Linked DNA regions of Homo sapiens: region 1 is linked to region 2. The links are chromatin contacts, found by Hi-C in ENCODE. All regions are on one chromosome and are shown on one strand. Each heading gives the region's core, a stretch centred on a gene start or an enhancer-like site at or near the end of the contact. The rest is flanking DNA. Distances are from core to core; before and after follow the strand shown. Region 1 has its middle 140 kb from the start of SNORD155. Region 2 has its middle 69 kb from the start of ZBTB20.

Region 1 (7,636 bases), core at 733-3,232, 550 kb before region 2:
AAGAGCAAAGCCATCTACTTTCCATCTCTTGTCTCTCTTTCCAAGCATCTAATTTTTACCCTTTTCTGGATTTTGGCCCCATTTACCTGCTTCTATCTGCAGAGTGCTCCTTTCTTTGAGGTCTCAGCATACAAATAGCTGCTGCAAAATGACAGTCATACAATTTTATCTATAGTGTCATCCAGGCCCAGTAACATTAGGTAATCGACTGGGCTGAGTTGCTGAGTCTTAAATCCAAATTCCTTAGGAAGATAATCTGATTAATCCAGCTGGGTCAGGTGTCTATCCCTGCCAATCAGCTGTGTTCAGATAGATGGGGCCAGCTACTCAGGGAGATGTGGCATAGTGGACTCAGGAGATCTAACCAAAGGAAGTATATGTGTAGATGGGAAATGATGGACAAAATGAAGATTTATAAAAGGTGATTTAGGCCTTTTTATTGAGGGCTTTAAATGCTAGGCAGAAGGGCTTTAATTTTTAAATAGTAAATAATTGAATCCATTCATTTAAGCCAATAATTCAAACCATTTAGGCAAAAGAGAGTTAAACAAAGCATTGCTATTATAAGATTGCTTTAGCAGCAGGAGAATTTGAAGAAGGGAATGACTGAAGACACAAAGATCAGGATAAAAACTGCAATGACCATAGTTCAGTATAATAAAATTTTAAACTGGGTGATGGTAGTAAGAATAGAAAACAGAGAGAAGGATTTGGGAGTCATCCCACTGATAACATTGGCTACACCCTGGTTGTAGGAATCAAGATAATGCATGTGAATGCATGTTAAAACCAAAAAAGAACTATATAAATGTACCAATAAATGTGTCTGAAAGGATAAGCATGACGATATTTTAATGCCAGACATGGATTTGAAGAAAATCCATGTGATAAAGTCTGACAAACTATTGGGAAAGCAGGTCCCAAGGTTAGGAGAGAGTAGAGGCTAGGAGAGAGTAGAGGCTAAAGATAGGACACTGGACAACCCTCTAGGACTTGAATTTCAATTATAATAAAAGGGAATGTGGGAGAATTTTCTTTAAAAAAGTTGATATAGAACATAAGAATGCCTAAGGGGGATAAAATTATTTTCACCTATTTATAAAATAATTATAATAACAAGACTCCTTCCTTTCACTTTCTCCTTCAAAAGAGTTTTATCTTTTCTGGACTGATCATGTGAATCCAGCTATGGTTATGAAACAAAAATCGATCTTGCTGGTCTTAAAGTGATGTCTCCTCCTCCCTGCTAAAGAAGGAATGGGCATGACCTCACATAGCTGCCTTTCGTGGTCTTTTGATAAATTTTTGATTGTGTAATTTCCCTATTGCCGGATGATTATGCATGGCAGGCTGATTCAGAGGCCATTGTCTGTTTTGAAATGAACCCCTAGAATGCACTAATGGGATTTTGTGCCATTAATGCTGAATAGAGTGGGATGAGAAATCACTTTTCTGATCTGCCTGCTCCTTAGTCTCAGTGCTCAATGACAGTACAAGTAACTACTGTGAGAAAAAGGATTCACCAAGATGTTGGCCCCGTCTATCCTCCCCCTAAATCCCTACAGTGAATTAACAGGGTCTTACCTTTCCCATCTTTTTATCTCTTCCGGTTAACGTGAACATATCAAGTCATGAGCTCTAATTTTCAGGGTGGGTGAGTCATCTGTCACCCTCTCTATAGCCCACTTCATCCAGAATAAAAAGCATTGTGCTATGGGGACATTTTATACCAGGGAAAATCAGCTTTGTAGATCAGGCCCTTTGCCAAATTTCTTTTCAAAGGCTTTCCTTTGCAGATTTTCCTTTTCTGGTCCTTCTAACTTTGAAGCATCTGACTGTTTTTGTGCCCTGTGTGAAGGAGTCAAGATGAGCTGAGTCATAGCTGAGCTGTTTATACTTCTTTTATCTTACTACCATGTAAATCACTCTTCAATTGTATTCTGCAAGAACAAACCCTGAGAAAGGTTGGAAGCTCTGAGCTGGATTTGTGTGCCTCCTTCCCTGCAGGACAGCTTTTCAGTTATAAGCTTAGAACTTGGAGTTAAACCTGTTGTTCCCTCTCTGCTTGCTAGAGTCTAAGAGCACGTTTGCATTCAGTGTGTCCACAATAAAAGTTGTCTTAGTCCTTTACATGGTTTTCCATATCTAGAGGATGGTAAAACAGAGGTAATACATTTTGTGCCTATAGGAAATGGAATTTAACAATATGCACCTACACAGAATGAAAATGAAAACCTGACCCAGAAGTAATACTCTCATAAAATATAAAACTAAATCTATTTGCTGACAAGCACCACCTGGTGTGGGTATTTCCTTCCCAAGAGCTAAGGCACTCTGCGGCCTTGGGAGTTTCCTCTGATCTTCATCAGGAACGTGCATCCTTCCACATGCTTTTCACTTCTGGACGGCTCTGGGTCTCTAAAAGGCAGGGTGAACAGAAACATGCCACCTCACTCAAGACATGCCCCTGTAGAACAATCTGTGGGAAGCATAGAAGGCATATGAATACCTGATAATTGGGATGATTCTGGGAGCATTAGGAAGATTTCATGGCAGCGATGCACAAGCTGTGAATGCTTTGATAAACATTTCCCTCTTGGAGAGTGTGTAGGCAGTCAGATGAGTATTTTCATGACACGAATAAATATGTGAGTGCCGTGGCATTCGCCCCCACTCCACCACACTACCTTCAACATTGTTATGAGAAAAGGGGAGGGGGGAACATGTGTCTGTGTAAGTATATGCATGTATATGTAAGTGCACGCACACACACATACACACACACTTCCACATAAATATAAATACATACTTGTGCTTAGAAAGAAATGAAAGAAGAAAAGACTCTTATATCCTAAAGTACGGGCTTTAAAATATATGTTTGAAATGATGAGTTCTGGACTCTACCTGCAAGCAGAGTAGACTAGCCCACTGAATATCTCTCTGTAGATTTGAATAGGTCTGTTTTGCTGATAAGTGTGGGGAAAGGAAGTGATTCATTTCAGACAACTAGTTGAAGCTTTAGTTGTCCCAAATAATTATCTCCTACTAGCCGAGAGCGGTGGCTCACGCCTGTAATCCCAGCATTTTGGGAGGCCGAGGCAGGCAGATCACAAGGTCAGGAGTTCAAGACCAGCCTGACCAACATAGTGAAACCCCATCACTACTAAAAATACAAAAATTAGCTGGGCATGGTAGCATGTGACTGTAATCCCAGCTATTCAGAAGGCTGAGGCAGGAGAATCGCTTGAACCCGGGAGACAGAGGTTGCAGTGGGCTGAGATCGTGCCACTGCACTCCAGCCTGGGTGACAGAGCGAAACTCTGTTTAAAAAAAAAAAAAAATATCCTACCACCCCCACCCACTCAAATGTTCTACATTGAATTATATTGTCCTTAAACCAAAGGACAATATCCAGGTATATAGTGGGCAGTTTGAACCATAAAGCTTTAGCTCAGGATATAGTCTAACCTTGAGATATAGCTTTTGGGACTAGGCACAGTGGCTCATGCCTGTAATCCCAACACTTTTGGAGGCTAAGGCAGGTGGATTATTTGAGCCTGGGAGTGAGCCCAGGAGTTTGAGACCAGCCTGGGTAACGTGGCAAAAACCAGTCTTTACAAAAAATACAAGAATTAGTCAGGTGTGGCAGCATGCACCTGTACTCCCAGCTACTCGAGAGGCTGAGATGGGAGGATCAATTGCACAGTGGCTAAAGATAGAAACTTTCTAGTCTAAGAGTCGTGGCTGAGATCTGGTGTCTCACACTGATTGTCTGCGTTACTGTAGAATTGTAGATTATTTTATCATGGTGTCAAGATGAAGATAGTGAGGGAGAGAGGGATTGTAATACAGGGTAGAAGGATGGTGAGGATTGAAAAACTACCTGTTTGGTACTATGCTTATTACCTGGGTGACAAAATAATTTGTACACCTAACCCCTAGGACACAATTTTATCTACATAGCAAGCCTCCACATGTACTCTTGAACACAAAAGTTTTAAAAATTATAATAAAAAATAAATAAATAAGACTAGTCTAGATTCCTAGATTGGGAAATAGACTTCATCTCTTAAGGAGAGGTGCCCCAAAGTCACACTACAAAAAACTTGGACATAGGGAGAGGTCAAAAACTGCAGCCATTTTTACAATAAACCTACCAGATTTGGACATCTATTTTTTTAAACATTTCTACGTAAATTATTTAATGTAATTGTCACAATAATCTGATGATGTATGTAGTATTAGCTACATTTTACCAAAAACAAAGGACTTCAGGAATCTCAGAGGATGGTAAAACAGTTGCTAAAGATGTGTAAGGATGAGCTTCAGCTATACTTTGCAGATAAACATTTTAACTTAAATGAGCAGCAGAAGATGAGGTTATTACGCATTTGGCAGTGAAGGTCTATTATAAGTGGAAATGCACTGATTATGTGAGATGAAGATATTTTATGAAAGAAGAGGTACCATTCAAATTCAGTTCATTTAGATCTCACAAAATTCTTCCATTTAACATGATCCTCATCCAGATAGGTTGCATTGGGTCTGACACAGTGGGACATACGCAGCTGATGCCCAATGCTTACTTTTGGCCCCATCTTAGGACTTAGAGGTGGGAAACTGGAAGATTACATTTATTTGACCTTTGGGGAGAAATTAGGAAAACTACCAAACCTCTGTCCCAGCCAGGATGGTTTTGTAATATCATTTTGTGTTTTAAAGTCTCTGCAAGAAAAGTTAACTTTTATAAAGAAAAGAAATACATAGCAATGAGGGACAGAACTTTGATTCTGACCCTGCACCAGCTCATTTAATCTGCTGTGCTGTTTCTCATCTCTGGTTCTCTTATCTCAGTAGTTAAAACAGGGGCCTTACCCCCTCCTTATAGAACCAAGGGAGAAAAGCTCTATTTTTATATGTCCAGACAGAACTGCCTTTTCAGCGTATCAGGGCAAGTGAGGCAAATGGTTTTTCAGATAAGATCAGAGCTCATTTTTAGACCTAGCGTTGATTTTTACCTTTCTACCTTAGGAGGTTCATTATAGAGAATGGTGCAAAATACTTTAATGATCTTTTATACTCATTGGACATTTTTAACCCAAATAATTCGGTAGCAATTCAACATTAGGTCTTTACTGGGGAATAAACTCATTTTTTTTCTGGGCTTCTGGGGCCTTTCTTCACTGGGATATCAATATAACACAGGATATTTGGGGGGCTTGGGTTGGAGGAGATAGGTGACAGTCTGAACTCAGGCTTTATTTCCTAGGAGACTGTGACATCCTTAGGAGAGAGCTGTATGTGTCTTCGTCATCTTGTGGCCTAGTTCAGAGACTCTATCTACTTCATATCACTCTGAGAATTTAATGAAACAATATATCTAAAATAATTAGATCAGTGCCTAGAACATAAGTACTTAATAAACATTACTTATCATTGCTTGAAATATATATTCAGTGAATAGAAATGCCATACTAATATCATATAATCTGACTACAGATGATGTTAAATAATAACTTAATTTGTAGATTATAAAGAATTTCTAGGAGAAGAGAGAAGAAATTTTAAAGTGAAAAGAAATAGTATTGAGGGCTAATCTCAGTTTTTTTTAGTTACTCTTTTCCTACCTTGCTTGCTTATTACTTTTTTTTTTTTTGAGACAAAGTCTTGCTCTGTCACCCAGGCTGGAGTGCAGTGGCATGATCTTGGCTCATTCTAACCACTGCCTCCTGAGTTCAAGCAATTCTCCTGCCTCAGCCTCTTAAGTAGCTGGGATTACAAGTGTGCACCACCACACCTGGCTAACTTTTGTATTTTTAGTAGACAGGCCTTCACCATGTTGGCCAGGCCAGTCTCAAACTCCTGACCTCAAATGATCATCCCACCTTGGCCTCCCAAAGTGCTGGGATTACAGGCATAAGCCACTGTTCCCGGCCAGCATTTATTGCATCTTTAAGTGTTGTCTCGCTTTTTCTTTATACACATCAGTGCAGTTTTACAGTTCCTTCTCTTAGGAATTCTTCCATTTAACATGATTTGTAGTCTGATTTATAATATGTATAAATCATATATACATGATTACAAGGAATAATTATTAAGGTTTTTGTTTCGTTTATGCTCTTAATTTATTTTTAACTTCTTTATTTAATTGTGGTTATCAAAGAATTCCCTGAAACTTAAAATTAGAGTAGCCCCATTTGGCTTGAAAAACAATTTTTGATTATTAATTTTTTAATGATATTAAAGGCTAGCACTCTCAAACTTCCTGTAGCAAGAGAGGCAGAAAAGTTGAGATCTTGGGTGTTGGAATCAGAGTGGGGTTCCAATCATAGCTCTTCCAATAGAGGTTGATTTCTCTGAACCTTGGTTTCCTTATCCCTCAGAGATGGTTATATTTATTTGATAAGATTGGTATAGTACCTGGCACATAGTACTCAGTGTAGTACTCATAGTAAGCACTCAGTAAAGGATAGCTTTCTGTTTTCATTTTAGTAAACCAGGATTAAAATTGCTGAGAGGCCCTGATTGACAGGGAACAGCTGGATGATAGGAGGGAAAGGAGCTGGGTGAGTGTTCTGAAGGCAGAGCAAGGCCCCCAGAAAGGTATGAGAAGGTGCTATTTTGAGAAGTGTGAGGTCAAATAATACTGTTTTCTTGTTTGCTGACCTTTCATCAAACCTCTCCATGAAGACAACTTCTCATGATTCTTTTGGACCTGGGTAGATTCTTATATAATGAAGAGAGAAGACACAGGTTGAGAAATGACATAGTCAAATTCCTTTTCCCAGAATGTGCCATTTCTTCACTCCCTTTGATCTGGGGAAAGTAGATATATCAGCTCTAGGAAAAGAAGACCTGCTCCTTGGGAGATAAGCACTTTTCTTTTCCCTGCTAGAGCTGGGAGTAGGCAGCCACCACACACACACACACACACACACACACACACACACTCACACACACACACATCTATCTCCTGCACCAGTTTCTTCTTCTTTAGCTCCTCCAAGGTTTCTTTCCTAATGGAGGACAAGGTGAGCATGAAAGAAACTGCTAAAGGCCCATGAATATTTCAAAAGGAAAAGCCAAGGGACTCCATTAAACCTTGTACACTATTCTGTAAATGGAGAAAGAAGCTGAATAATGAAATGCTCAGAGGTACTGAGGCAATTTCAGAGAAAAACAGGCAGATATAAAATAAAATGCTTCTCACCATGATGAACTCTCAAATTTATTTTTTAGCCTTCTCTCTCAGCCAATTTTTTTTATATCTCCAACTCCTCGTGCCTATCACTACAAAAAGGCACAGAGGCCATACTGCACAGTGGCTAAAGATAGAAACTTTCTAGTCTAAGAGTCGTGGCTGAGATCTGGTGTCTCACACTGATTGTCTGCGTTACTGTAGAATTGTAGATTATTTTATCATGGTGTCAAGATGAAGATAGTGAGGGAGAGAGGGATTGTAATACAGTCCTCACTTTAGATGAGAATGACATATGGCAAAGCACGTAAATCTCAGAGCATGGGCTAATCACTTATTAAATGTTTCTTCTTAGTATTATGTATTCCTCATCCACATTTTTTCTACTTTCATAAAAAGTGTCTTCTTCTCCCAACTTCTTTACAAACCACAGCTGTG
Region 2 (6,967 bases), core at 165-2,664:
AACTGAAAATGTCACATCCTGGAGACCTTCTCAGTCCCTAGCAACCCAGGATAGTTGGTCATCTAATTTTCCTCTCCAGTTCATGAGGAAGTCCTAACTCATCATTTGATTGATACACACATATTTAGATTCATTTTTTGGTTTTAAAAGTAATAAGTTTCTACTTCATCATGCTTAATTTCAGCAGAAATGCAAATAATTCTGTCTTATCTCTCACATGGGCTTTAGACTTTATATATTGCACAATGTTGGTTAATGCAGGCAAATGAATGCTAAAACGTAGAAAGTTGACATTTCTTTACTTTGTGAACTTTTTGGCTATGCCCCACTGTGTGTTTTGAGCCTGTGTGTGGCATGGCAGCTGTGTTGTGGCCTCAGAGGACAGTGACATGATGTCATCAGAGGTCTCCTAGAGAGCTGCTCTCCCAGCATCATGTACCTGACAGAGAAAAACACTGCACAAGGTCTAAAACCAAGGGTCACAGTATCTGTAAATGCTACACAAATTATCACCTGCTATTTGCTATTCATATTAATGTAATTATTTCTGTGATTATTCCAAATTATTTAATTTTACAATTTCTGCTTTGAAAGAAAGCAATGACTTCATCTTTAGCTACTATTCTGAAATCAGTCATAGTGACTACAATCCCTTGTTTTCTTCACAAAAGAAAGAAAACAGATGACCTTTGCTCTGACCTTTGACTTGATATTTACAAAAGCTAATTATAGGGTGGGTCAACTTCCTTTATCATTCAGAGACATTTGGTAAAGCTCTACTCTTCAATTTTTTTTTAAGTCGCTTAGAGGGCAATTTAGGGCTGTATACAGTATGATTAAATCTAGAAAGAAATAGTTAATTTGGAATTTTGGCCATCAACATTGATTTTCTCAAAACCAATCAAGTATAACATGGAAGCTGTATAAGTCAGCAATTAAAATCAGTGTTTCACTAACAAAATGAAATCAGTTATCTGCTGGTCTGGTGGTTAGAGGTCATAGACATAGAGATACACAGTCTGAGACCTTCAGCATTAAACCTCTCTCAGTTTTCACCACCACTGCCTCTACTACTGCGTCAGCAAGAAAAGGACTGCAGCAACTGTGTAGTACTTAAACTGTAAAGGTTACTTGGCTAATAAAGAGATGAATGCCGCCAAGACAGAGCACAGTCATACATCCCTGTAGTGCATGTAACTTATTTACCTTTCATATAATTGTTATGCTTATAAACAGAAGCTTAAAAAGGATAAACAGTCAGAAGAGAAAAAAAGCATTAGGTAGTCAAAACAATGATGCAACCACTCAGCATTGCGCTTTCTCCCCAAGCTTCCCTTGGCAATCTTTTTCTCAGGCTAAGAGTAAAGGTCTGATTCCTTTTGTTCATTTCAGCCACCGCCCTTTAGCAATCTGAGTCTGAGCAAGACTGCCACGCCCAATCAAGGGACAAAGGCAGAAATAAGGGAAACTGGGCACAGAGACAGCTTGACTTCATTTATACCTGTGCAATATGTTGGGCTCTGTGACATGAAGGTGCAAATCAGTTGCTATCTCTATAAACAAACAATTAAAACAAGAGGCTTAAAATTTATATCTATGTTCTGAAACGCTATCTGGTAAAAGTATTCTTTTCCTAGAAAGAAAGAGATGTGGCCAAAGTGGTCTCTGATTTTCAGAAGAAGGGTGAATGCTGCCCCCTTTTGACTGAGCACAATATATACCGTGTATCCATAAACCTGAAACATAAAGCAATGCACAGTGAGAATAAAGATCCTATGTCTGTAATGAGAAATCTGATTAAATATTGGAAGCTAGAAAGTATAAAGGGGCTCAAAGTTTATCTAGTACAAGTCTCGAGGGGCCTTTTCTAGCTTCTTGGAAGATTGGTCATCCTTCATCCAGGCTTCTATATCATTTTAGTTGTGTCTCTTTTGTAGATTCTCAATTCTGTCTGGAGTGATCATATGAGTTTACTGCACTGTTTCTCCCACCAGTGATAGACTCCTTGAAAGACCGAGCTACATCTTTTTATTTTGCCTGTGTAACTCTCACAGTGCCTACAAACACTTGTGCATAGTGGGTTCTCATAAATAAATGTTTATTAAATACAAATACCTAGATGAGGTCATCATAGTCTGTAGTTGTGAGTAGTTCTCTCTTTAAAAAGCTAATGAGTCTATCTGGGATTTAAAGTTGACATTCACACAAATGGTGCCATACTTTAACCCAAGAACTGCAAACTTTTATGCACACATCCCTGGCTTATTTATAAATTATATGCATCTATTACTGAACTGTTATAGAAGTTAAAACATAAAAATTAAACAAGAGGAAAAAAACTTTGTCACACTATGTAAAGACATAACATTGAGTGAAATAAACTAGGCACAAAAGAGAACATACTGTATGATTCCATTGACATAACACTCAAAAACAAGCAAAACTAATGCATAGGCATACCTCAGAAATATTGTGGGTTTAATTCCAGACCACCATAATAAATAAAATATTGCAATAAGATGAATATCACAATAAAGCAATCACATGAATTTTTTTGTTTCCCAGTGCATATAAAAGTCATGTTTACACTGCCGGGCATGGTGGCTCACTCCCGTATTACCAGAATTTTGGGAGGCCAAGGTGAGCAGATTGCTTGAGCCCAGGAATTCAAGACCAGACTGAGCAATATAACAAAACCCTGTCTCTACAAAAAATACAAAAATTAGCCGGGCATGGTGGTGTGCACTTGTGGTCCTGGCTACGCTGGAGGCTAAGGTGGGAGGATGGCATGAGCCTAGGAGGCAAAGGTTGCTGTGAGCAAAGATCATGCCACCACACTCCAGGCTGGGTAGCAGAGTGAGACCCCATCTCAAAAAAAAAAAAAAAAAACAGTTTAGTTTACACTATACTACAGCCCATTAAGTGTGTAATGGAATTACATCTAAAAACCTTAACTAAAAAATGCTAGTAATCATCTGAGTTGTAATCCTTTTGCTGGTGGGGGATCTTGTCCTGATGCTAATGGCTGCTGACTGATCAGGGTGGTGGTTGTTGAGGGTTGGGGTGGCTGTGGTAATTTCTTAAAATAAGACAACAGTGATGGGAGTGTAAATTAGTTCAAACATTGTAGAAGACAGTGTGGTGATTCCTCAAGGATCTAGAACTAGAAATACCATTTGACCCAGTGATCCCATTACTGGGTATACCCAAAAGATTATAAATCATGCTACTATAAAGACACATGCACAGGTATGTTTATTGCAGCACTACTCACAACAGCAAAGACTTGGAACCAACCCAAATGTCCATCAATGATGGACTGGATTAAGAAAATATGGCACATACACAACATGGAATACTATGCAGCCATAAAAAAGGATGAATTCATGTCCTTTGTAGGGATTTAATCACAAATGAATTTTTAATCATTTGTGATTAAAAGGATGAAGCTGGAAACCATGATTCTCAGCAAACCATCACAAGAACAGAAAACCAAACACCCCTTGTTTTCACTCATAAGTGGGAATTGATCAATGAGAACACATGGACCCAGGGAGGGGAACATCACACACCAGGGCCTGTCAGGGGGTAGGGAGCTGGGGGAGGGATAGCATTAGGAGAAATACCTAATGTAAATGACAAGTTGATGGGTGCAGCAAACCAACATGGCACATGTATACCTGTGTAACAAACCTGCACGTTGTGAACATGTACCCTAGAACTTAAAGTATAATAATAAAGAAAAGACAACAATGACACTTGCCACATTAATTCTTCCTTTCACAAAAGATTTCTCTGCACCATGAGATAAGGTTTGACAGCATTTTACCCACAGTAGAACTTCTTTGAAAATTGGAGTTAATCCTTTAAAACCCTACCACTTCTTGATTAACTAAGTTGATGTAATATTCTAAGTCTTCTGTTGTCATTTCAACAATGTTCATAGCATCATCACCATTAGATTTTATCTGAAGAAACCACTTTCTCTGCTCATCCATAAGAAGCAACTGCTCATACATGCAAGTTTGATCACGAGATTGCAGCAAATCTGGCTGAAATATCTTCAGATTCTACTTTTAATTCTATTTCTATTGCTGTTTCTGCCACATCTGCAGCTGCTTCATCCACTGAAGTCTTGAACTCCTCAAAGTCATCCACGAGGACAGGAATCAACTTCTTCCAAACTCCTGTTAACGTTGATATTTTGACCTCTTCCCATGAATCATGAAGGTTCTTAATGACATCTAGAATGGTAAATCCTTCCCAGAAGGTTTTCAATGTAGTTCATCCAGATCCATCAGTGGAATCACTATCTGTGGTAGTGATATCCTTAAAACTGTATTTCTCAGATAATAAGACTTGAAAGTCAAAATCACTACTTTATCCATGGGCTGCAGAAAGCATGCTGTTTTAGCCAGCATTAAAAGAACATTAATCTCCTTCTACATCTCCATCAGGGCTCTTGGGTCTGAGATAGGTGCATTGTCAATGAGCAGTAATATTTTAAAAGAATTTTTTTTCCTGAATAGTAGGTTTCAATGGTATGCTTAAAATACTCAGTAAACCATGCTATAGACAGATGTGCCATCATCCAGGCTTTGTTGTTCCATTTGTAGAGCACAGACTTAGTAGATCTGGCATAATTATTAAGGGTCTTAGGATTTTCAGCACAATAAATGAACACTGACTTCAACTTAAAGTCATCAGTTGCATTAGCCTCTAACCAGAGAGTCAGCCTGTTCTTTGAAGCTTCGAAGCCAGGCATTAATTTCTCCTCTCTAGTTATGAAATCCTAGATGGCTCTTCCACTATAAGTCTGTTTCATCTACATTGAAAATCTGTTATTTAGTGTAGCCACCATCATTAATTAGCTTAGCTAGATATTCTGGGTAACATGCTGTAGCTTCTTCAACAGCACTTTCTGCTTCACCTTGTACTTTTACGTTATGGGGACAGCTTCTTTCCTTAAATTTCATGAACCAACTCCCGTTAGTTTCAAACATTTTTCTGCAGCTTCTTCACCTCTCTCAACCTTCACAGAATTGAATCCAGGGCCTTGCTCTAGATTATGCTTTGGCTTACAGGAATGTTATGGCTAGTTTGATCTTTGATACAGACCACTCAAACTTTCTCCATATCAGCAATAAGGCTGTTTCACTCCTTTCTTTTTTTTTTTTTTTTTTAATCATTTGTGTGTTCACTGGTGTAGCACTTTTAATTCCTTCAAATAATTTTCTTTGCACATCTTTGTTAACTGTTTGGCTCAAGAGGCCTACCTTTGGGCTTCTCTCAGCTTTCAGCATGACTCTCTCACTAAGTCTAATCATTTCTAGGATTTGATTTAAAATCAGAGTTGTACAACTCTTCCTTCCTTTTTTTTTTTTGGTTTGACACTTAGAGGCCATTGTAGACATTGTAGGGTTATTATTGATCTAATTTCAACATTGTTGTGTATCAGGGAATAGGAAGTCTTGAAGAGAGGGAGAGAGACAGGAATGACCTGTTGGTGGAGCAGTCAGAACACACACAACATTTATTAATTAAGCTTGCCGTCTGATATGGACATAATTTGTGGTGCCTCAAAACAATTACAATAGTGTTAGCTTGGTGCAAACGTAATTGGGTTCTTGACATTAAAAATAATGGTGAAACCATAATTACTTTTGCTCTAACCTAATAACATCAAAGATCACTGATCACAGATCACCATAATAGATATAATAACGGAAAAGTTAGAAATATTGCCAGAATTTCCAAAGTGTGACATAGAGACAAAAAGTGAGCACAGCACATGTTGTTAGAAAAATGGTGCCAATAGACTTGCTCTATGTAGGGTTGCCACAAACCTTCAATTTGTAAAAAACACATTACCTGTGATGTGTGATAAAGTGAAGTGTGATAAAACAAAGTATGCCTGTGTGGAGTTAGGAGTCAGGATAGTGATTAACTTTGAGAATATTGATTAAAAAGAAGAACAAGAATGACTTCTATAATGCTACTAAGGTTTTATTTCTTGATCTTGATGTTGGCTGCACAGGTATGCTCAGTTTGTGAAAACTTATTAAGCTATATACTTACATGCACTTGTCTGTGTATATTATACTTCTTTAAAAATGTGGGCCAGGCGCAGTGGCTCACACCTGTAATCCTAGCACTTAGGGAGGCCGAGACAGGCGGATCACGTGAGGTCAGGAGTCTGAGACCAATCTGAGACCAATCTGGCCAACATGGTGAAACCCCGCCTCTACTAAAAATAGAAAAATTAGCCAGGCATGGTGACACATGCCTGTAGTCCCAGCTACTCGAGAGGCTGAGGCACGAGAATCACTTGAACCCAGGAAGCAGAGGTTGCAGTGAGCCGAGATGGCACCACTGCCCTCCAACCTGGGTGACAGAGCAAGGCTCTGTTTAAAAAAAAAAAAAAATTACACAATATTTTTTTCAGTGTAGGGGACAGAGAACAGGCAACCTAGAAGACTGAATTGCATATTTCCTGGGGTGCATACTTCCCATTTTAGATACCTCTGCTTTAATTAACAAAGCTAACCAAACTCTTTCAGCTTCTGGTCAGACAGGAAGACACCTTCAATATGTGAAAATGTTCTAGCAGGAATGCCTTACATCAGTTCCCAGTTGCTGTAGCAACTACAGGGCTCCTATTCTCCTTGAAAAGAAGTATGTTCCTCTTTCTGCCCCTCTCAGGTGCCTAATACATTAATGCTTACTTTGGAAAGTAATTTCATGCATGTGAACCTAACTTCTGGGATAAAAGAGAGCACTTTCACAATGATGAACTTAATGTTTGCCTCCCTCAGCCTCAGATTTCTTATCTGTAAAATGGCCTTGTAAAGTCTTGTGAGGAAGATTTGCCACATTAAAATTTAATAAAGGCAGGGTCTGACAACTGTTGATCTTTAAGAAATTTCAATTCTTAGAGAAAATGTCCTGCTCTCAGAGTCAGAAGATC

What was found. Hi-C counts contacts between places; a loop is a spot of excess contacts on that map. Pooled maps may share reads with other maps.
Region 1: a loop to region 2 is called in a map of astrocyte of the cerebellum, with 2.9 times the contacts of the local background. The contact joins two enhancer-like sites. A Hi-C loop is called at or near these places in 1 of 168 maps with a recorded cell type or tissue (astrocyte of the cerebellum) and 1 of 50 pooled maps.

Annotation. Positions count from the first base shown.
Region 1 is chr3:115,761,022-115,768,657 of GRCh38, reverse strand. No RefSeq gene overlaps it. Among named protein-coding and RNA genes, the nearest start is that of SNORD155, 140 kb to the left of the region's middle. Within about 2 kb of position 1,982, at least 2 of the 41 ENCODE cell types and tissues checked have a DNase peak (open chromatin) inside an H3K27ac peak, as active enhancers do.
Region 2 is chr3:115,212,483-115,219,449 of GRCh38, reverse strand. No RefSeq gene overlaps it. Among named protein-coding and RNA genes, the nearest start is that of ZBTB20, 69 kb to the right of the region's middle. RefSeq lists an enhancer at 68-1,967. Within about 2 kb of position 1,414, at least 3 of the 41 ENCODE cell types and tissues checked have a DNase peak (open chromatin) inside an H3K27ac peak, as active enhancers do.